2 separate regions of the Homo sapiens genome follow, and region 1 is linked to region 2. The links are chromatin contacts, found by Hi-C or POLR2A ChIA-PET in ENCODE. All regions are on one chromosome and are shown on one strand. Each heading gives the region's core, a stretch centred on a gene start or an enhancer-like site at or near the end of the contact. The rest is flanking DNA. Distances are from core to core; before and after follow the strand shown.

Region 1 (3,875 bases), core at 179-2,678, 250 kb after region 2:
GACACCCATTGTTTTTGCCTGCCCAGCAACCATTCCTTTTTATTCTGGAAACATCATCTTATGGCTTTAACACCATCTCCAGGTCTAGGGAGGAATATGTGACTCAAGCCAGGCTGGCCAGGGTTAATCCTGATATTTTTGTTGAGAAGAAAGATCTCTTTCTAATGAGGTTGTTAAGCTCACAAAAGGTAAGACTAGAGCTACTGGGACAATTCCTTGTCATCTTATAGGCAGGCAGAGCTGAAAGATTAAAAAAACAACAAATCTCTAACACTAGCATTTGGGCACCTGGAAACAGCTATGCCTGAAGCCATCAGCTGGATCTTTTTTTTCCCCCTGTAGCTAATTTGAATCCAGTTTCTGTCTTGCAACTAAGAGTCCTCACTGACTAATTTGAGGCTTGCCTGATACCGAGGCTCATGTACCTTAAACCATCCCAGATTGACTCAACAGTATAGAGCCTAAAGAGAAAAAAGGAAAAACAAATAAAGCAAATACTTTCTCTTTCTCATTTCCTTTCATCTTATATAGATATGGTACCTCTGCTAACAATTGCTGGATGAGTGTACAAACATGTCCAAGACAATCCCTTCACATTACTACTTGTTAATGATCTCATTACCTGCATAAACATCATGATTCTTTGTGTCAGTATCATAGTTGTCCGTATCAAACCTGTGTCAATTCCATGAAAATATATCAAGCTCCATTTCTGGTGCCCCTTTGAGAAAACTAGAGTTGGTGAGACATAAGTAAGAATATACATTTTTCTTTTTCTTTTTTTTTTTTTTGAGATGGAGTTTCCCTTTTGTCACCCACGCTGGAGTATAGTGGCACAATCTCGGCTCACTGCAACCTCTGCCTCCTGGGTTCAAGCGATTCTCCTGCTTCAGCCTCCTGAGTATCTGGGATTACAGGCCTGTGCCACCACACCTGGCTAATTTTGTATTTTTAGCAGAGACAGGGTTTCACCATGTTGGCCAGGCTGGTCTCGAACTCTTGACCTCAAGTGACCCACCCACTTTGGCCTCCCAAAGTGCTGGGATTACAGGCGTGAGGCACTGTGCCCGCCCGAGAATCTGTGTTTTTCACTCATAGTTTGGGATTGTTCTTGCAGCTGAATACCTCTGAAATAATAATCAATGAATATTTCATTCAATAAATATTTACTATCCTCTTCCGTGTGCCAGTCTCCTAAGTTGTCTTAGGATAATAATTATTATCCTAAATCATCCCATTACTTCTTAGATATTTAGCATTCCAACAAACAGAAAACGAGCTCTCTCCTCTCCCTTCCCAAGGGTTTATGTCTTTCATCTCCTCCTTGGCTATCCAGGTTTCGACCTCGGAGTTGGCTTTAGCTGCTGGAGCCTTCCTGAACCCATCTGTTGGGATATTGAGTCACTGAGTCATAAAGAGGAATGTTTCTCACTAAACATCACACCAGAACAGATAGACTTCCAGCTGAGCCAGCTGGTGACCTGGCCGCCCCTGAGTGGAGAAAATGGGAGACGTGGGAGTTGGAAGGCACACCACGCAGACGGTCACCTCATGGTGACGTCACCTGCCAAACCGGTGACTCACCTCCCAATTCTCCCCTCTACCAGCCATATCTTGCTCACTTGGAATACCTGAGGGGAATACCAGCCTCCTGTGTTTAGTGAAAACACACGCTCGTGAGCTATTTTTTAAAGGCATGATGTTTTCTTGCTTTCAAGTGCAGGCCTGGGTTAAGACTGCTTCTGCTTTAATAAGTACCCAGGAGTCTGCTTTTAAAGAAAGACTTGGATAAGCATGGGGATTGCTATGTGGGTTACCTTTTTTTTCTTAAAATTTTTCATTGTAGTAAAATATGCATAACACATAATTTACCATTTTAACTTTTTTTTTTTTGGAGACAGAATTTCCTCTGTTACTGAAGCTAGAGTGCAGTGGTGTGATCACCGTTCATCGCAGCCTCACCCTCTAGGGCTCAATCAATCCTCCCACCTCAGCCTCCCACGAAGCTGGGACTACAGGCATGTGCCCCGACACCCAGCTAATTTTTTTTATTTTTTGGAGAGATGGGGTTTCACTATGCTGCTCAGGCTGGTCTCAAACTCCTGGGCTCAAGCGATCCACCCATGTCAGCCTCCCAAAATCCTGGGACTACAGGCGTGAGCCACCTTTTAACCATTTTTAAGTGCACAATTCAGAGGCATTAAGTACATTCACAACGTTGTGCAACCATCACTACCCATTCCTAGAGCTTGTTCAGCATCCCTTCAATTCATCACCAATTAAATTGTTCATTGAATTCTAATCAAACGAGAACTCCCCACTCCTCTCTCCCTCCAGCCCCCGGTACCTCTACTCTACTTCTGTATGTATAAATTTGTCTAGTCTAGGTGTTCCATATAAGTGGAATCATACAATACCGTCCTTTTGTGTCTGACTTATTTTACTTGGCATCATGTCTTCAACATTCATCATATTGTAGCACTTACCAGAATTTCATTCCTTTTTAAGGCTGAATAATATTTCATTGTATGTACATACTAGATTTAGTTTATCCATTCATTTATTGTTTTCACATCTCAGCTATTGTGGGTAGTTTACTTTCGAGTCCCTAAAGATCATTTGTTCTCTTTACTAGTTAGAAATTCTTCTTTAGAAAGATTCTCAGAGTTCACCTGTAGACTGGGACTAAGATGACCAGTTCTAACTACTTCTCAGGGGTATTGTGAAGATAAAGTTAACTCCTGGGTAGGAAAATGCTTTATAAATACTAAAATGTGTCTACGGTCATACTATCCTGAATGCACCCTATCTCGTCTAAATTCTAAAACGCCCCACAAAAATATTTTTACTTTGTTTGTACTATTTGCTTAGCTTTTCCCCGCAAGCAGAAAAAAAAAAAAAAAAAAAGAGAGAACACGACCCTAGGCTCCTTTCAAATTATAATAAAATCTAGACGGAAATGGTCCAAATGAATGAGGTTTTCCTGGGATGTTTGTATACACTGCAGTCTCTCCATTCTTTCCAAAGCCGAGTACAAGTGCATTAAGTGCTTACATGGACCAGGACGCTATTCTGCTCATTACTGAGCATTAATTTACAGCTCTGGGACATGGACAAGTTACTTCGCCTCTGTGCCTCGGTCTCTTCATCTGCAATGTAGGGACCAAAGTGATAGAACTGACCTCATAGGGTTGTTGTATCAAATGAGGTAATAATGGTAGTGGCTTTGGCACAGCGTTTGGCATACAGTAGGCCTCAATGCTAGTTGCATTGCTGTTATTATGTGTTTCTTATTTGGAATTACTTTTATCCTCATCTCACATTTTTAACACATAATTCAAGATTAAATGCATGGTCTTAAAAATGCACTAAAAAAGCATCAATTCCAAAGAAAAAGGGCCATGTCTGTCATGTTAATTGATGTTTTGCAAGGCTGCCTGGTAATGGTACAGACTTCTAGTTTAGGACTCAGATTTGATTTTACTTCCCAGCTGGTCTCACATTAACTGGGTATTCTACTCTGTAAAATGGGGATAACACCTACCTCATAAGGTTGTGTTGAAGCCACAAGTTCATGCCCGTGCAGCTTTGCAAGGCTTAATACGTGCTGGCTAGCGCTGTTATTATCCGTCTCTCTTCACCTGGCACGCTCGGGGTACTCAGGAAATACTTGCCAAAAGTAATTAAAACAAACATTGCAGCCGGGTGTGGTGGGTCGCACCTGTAATCCCAGCACTATTCGAGGACAAGGCGGGCGGGTCACTTGAGGTCAGGAGTTCGAGACCAGCCTGGCCAACATGGTGAAACATTGTCTCTATTAAAAATACAAAAAAAAAAAAAAAATTAGCTGAGCGTGGTGGTATGCACCTGTAATA
Region 2 (3,286 bases), core at 328-2,827:
TCCATGGTCTCTTTCCTTGGCTAGGTTTGGCTTCATTTGATTTGGTTTGAATGTCCAACTATTTAACTTGATTTCTAGGAGTAGGCAATAAGGCAGGAGTGAAATGAGAACCAAAAGACAGTGACCTATTTTAAATACTAGGGGATTTCAAAGAGTGACTACTGGAAGGGGGTTTAAGCCTAGCTAGAGAGAAGAAAATTACTACACGTGAGACAGCTTGAAAGTAATATAAGGACATTTTTATAGTTGAGATTTAAACATCATGGACATTCAGGGGAAAGAAAGATGAGATAGTCTTGACTTTGGTCTCTCAAAGAAGAATATTTTGGGAGTACAACCCAATAACTTCTTGTCTTGAGTAGAGTCATTGCTTATACATGGCATCTTAAGGATTTTGTGAGTTTTTGCATTGTGCTAGGTTGAGTATGATGTTTTGTTTGTTTGTTTTTGGAGACGGAGTCTCACTCTGTTGCCCAGGCTGGAGTGCAGTGGTGCAATCTCGGCTCACTGCCTCCTGGATTCAAGCGATTCTTCTGCCTCAGCCTCCCTAGTAGCTGGGACTACAGGTGCATGCCATCATGCCTGGCTAATTTTTGTATTTTTTTAGTAGAGATGGGGTTTCACCATATTGGCCAGGCTGGTCTTGAACTTCTGACCTCGTGATCCACCCACCTCGGCTTGCCAAAGTGCTGGGATTACAGGCTTGAGCCACCGCGCCCAGCCAAGTATGTTTTTTAATACCAAATTATAGCTTCATCCTAACTGGAGAGAGACGACCAAGGCTTCAAATGGTCAGTGCTAAACCCAGCAGCCAGGGAAGGTTACTTGTGTGACTTGGGGAGCCAGGCCCTTCATTCAGAGGAGAACGGTTTATGAGAGACAACTCATTGTCTATTAAAAACCTGGTCTCAGTTGTCTGTGAATGTGAGAATAGCATTTTGTGAGATGCACTTTCTTCTCCCGGTTCCCTCATGAAGCAGATGGTGTAGTCCTAGTTAAAATGAAAAGGAACAAAAAAAATACAACAGGCTTGGGGAAAGGCTTTATTTGACATCTAAGTGAATTTCCTTATTACCTCAAGTTTGCTTCTCTGCCAAATAGGGGCCTGTTGAAAGGAACAGATCAGAGTGGATTGTGCTGCAAACGGAGATGTTACCTGGGGGCAGATGATTAATTTTGATATTGTGTGCCTTAAACAGGAAACTTGCTTTCCAAGCTTAAGCCTTAAGCTAAAGTACAAAATACAAAAAGAGTGCTTTAGAGAGAATGGAACACACCTTGAAAGGGGAAAAAGGGTTCAGAACCCAGAATCAGTCATACACCATATTTTCCCTTAAGAACAAAAGCCAACTGTGCTGCATGATTTGGATTAGACACAACCAATTTATCAGTTACAGTGCATGGGGACTTTCCTACTGTTTACTGTTAATTCTGAAACTAGAGATTTTCATCTGTCTTTTATTCTTACCACTTTCTCACGGAAAATTTGCAGCTCTCCCCTAGAGACATTACTGGGAGTGGTAAGCATTGTGTTGAAATAGCAGTTCAGCCTGTTGGCCTTTGACGTCTGATTTATGACCAGCGTTTGTGTGAATGTCTGTGTGTGTCTTTGCTCAGAACTGCATAGCCACCCATGAATCCAATGGCATTGACATCATCACAGCCCTGATCCTCAATGATATCAATCCTTTGGGAAAGAAGAGGATGGACCTTGTGTTAGAACTGAAGGCAAGTAGGAATTAAAAGCAGAAGACAGTCATTTGGAAACAGTCACTTTTGTGTTTTGCCTTGGCACATGCACATGGGCAATTAGTCATGAGAGTAAATATTAAAGATAGTTCTTTAAATGAATGACCCAGGTTGCTAGTGCTGACTACGATGCAGAACTCCAACCTTTCTCTTCCACGTAAGGTATCTCATGAGGGGATAGGAGCTTCTGAACTGTTAGGTCACACAGAATGAAGATTCCTTGCTCCAAGCTAAGAAGTGAATCCCAACAGCATCGAGTACTAAATACCTTGGTTCTGAAAGTCACAAAGAGAGAAACAGTGGAAACGCCATTCCCTCTCTGGTTTCTGATTTTTCCCCATTTGAGGGAAAAGGGCCGGTTGAAGAATAGTACAACTAAGCCTATCTAGGACCAAAAAAAAAAAACCCAAAAAAACAAACATGTATTTTTACTTAATCAAGGAAATACCTTTTTCTCTTTTGTCACTGATTTAGCAGAAGGGTGGTTAATAATGTTGGTTTAAAATAAGGAAAATTACACAAACCAAAAATGTGCCTGCGGGCCTCTGCTGAGTTTCTCTGTATTGTGTACAAATGCGGGACTGCAGGTGACTGATGTGGAAGCCCCACTGACATTTGGACTCTCTATTACTCAAACAGCTTAACGGAATGAAAATCGTGACTTCTAGGTGCTAAACCTGCAGCATTTCCAAGCTGGCCTTTTTTGGATATTTGAGAAATTGATATACCATTCCTGATGTTGACTTCTAAAGTATACCCAGAAAACCCTCCCTTCTATGTAGGGGTTCCATAGGTTCTCTGAGAATCCCATGATTCAGTTTTAACAATTGAGCTTGCAGGCATCAGGTTTCTAAAGTATATTTCAAAACATGTTAGCCTTTCTGGACACATTTCCTTTTTAACTGTTCCCATGTCAGGGCATGTTGAGATTTGTCCTCTATCTGCCCATCCGCAGCAGCGAGCACTTCATCATTATCATGAAAGAGCCTAGAACTACAGGGTTTTGGCTGAAAGGTTGAGCTGTATTTATTGCATGAAGGATGTCATAGGAAAGGTCATTAGGAAAGATGGGAACACAGAAACCTGTGGGAATGGCAGTTATTTTTTCTTTACTATTTAGAACTGAGAGTCCACACTAACAGTCGATTTGGGTGTGTGGTTTAAATGGACTTTTTTTCTGCTATTTTTAATTCCTTTTGACAAATTGTGTTTTAGAGTGAATTTTAACAGATTCAACCTTGTGTACCTGGCCACCATTTATCAGAAAGTCCGAAATAAACAGAAGTTCATGTGCTCCTGGTCAGCATTTGAGTGACTTTTTCAACTAATCCAGTGATCTATGGATGATGATAGAAATTTGTGCCCTGCGATAGCATGATACCCTGACTCAACTGCTGTGACCTAAACTAGGGGAAGAAATAAGACCACTCTCACTGTCCAAAAAAAGAAAAAAAACCCAACAGCTTTCAAGTCCTGTACATAAAGAAGCATACAAAGTATCATAGACCCAGGGCCTAAAATGAAGTCAAGCCAGGAA

The links. A loop is a pair of places that touch in the nucleus more often than their neighbours do. ChIA-PET counts read pairs that join two places held with the same protein, here RNA polymerase II (POLR2A). Pooled maps may share reads with other maps.
Region 1: a loop to region 2 is called in a pooled map, with 7 times the contacts of the local background. The contact joins two enhancer-like sites. A Hi-C loop is called at or near these places in 1 of 168 maps with a recorded cell type or tissue (heart right ventricle), 14 of 37 single-sample maps with no recorded cell type and 16 of 50 pooled maps. POLR2A ChIA-PET finds 5 or more read pairs at or near these places in 5 of 52 experiments (HEK293T, activated CD4-positive, alpha-beta T cell, activated T-cell and 2 more).

What each region holds. Positions count from the first base shown.
Region 1 is chr3:5,021,968-5,025,842 of GRCh38, forward strand. No RefSeq gene overlaps it. Among named protein-coding and RNA genes, the nearest start is that of BHLHE40-AS1, 44 kb to the left of the region's middle. RefSeq lists a cis regulatory region at 1-60 and enhancers at 753-1,952, 1,400-1,769. Within about 2 kb of position 1,429, at least 18 of the 41 ENCODE cell types and tissues checked have a DNase peak (open chromatin) inside an H3K27ac peak, as active enhancers do.
Region 2 is chr3:4,775,647-4,778,932 of GRCh38, forward strand. It overlaps ITPR1 (inositol 1,4,5-trisphosphate receptor type 1), which reads left to right. Exons shown (of 62, transcript NM_001378452.1): 48 at 1,618-1,728. Among named protein-coding and RNA genes, the nearest start is that of EGOT, 26 kb to the left of the region's middle. RefSeq lists an enhancer at 998-1,067. Within about 2 kb of position 1,578, at least 7 of the 41 ENCODE cell types and tissues checked have a DNase peak (open chromatin) inside an H3K27ac peak, as active enhancers do.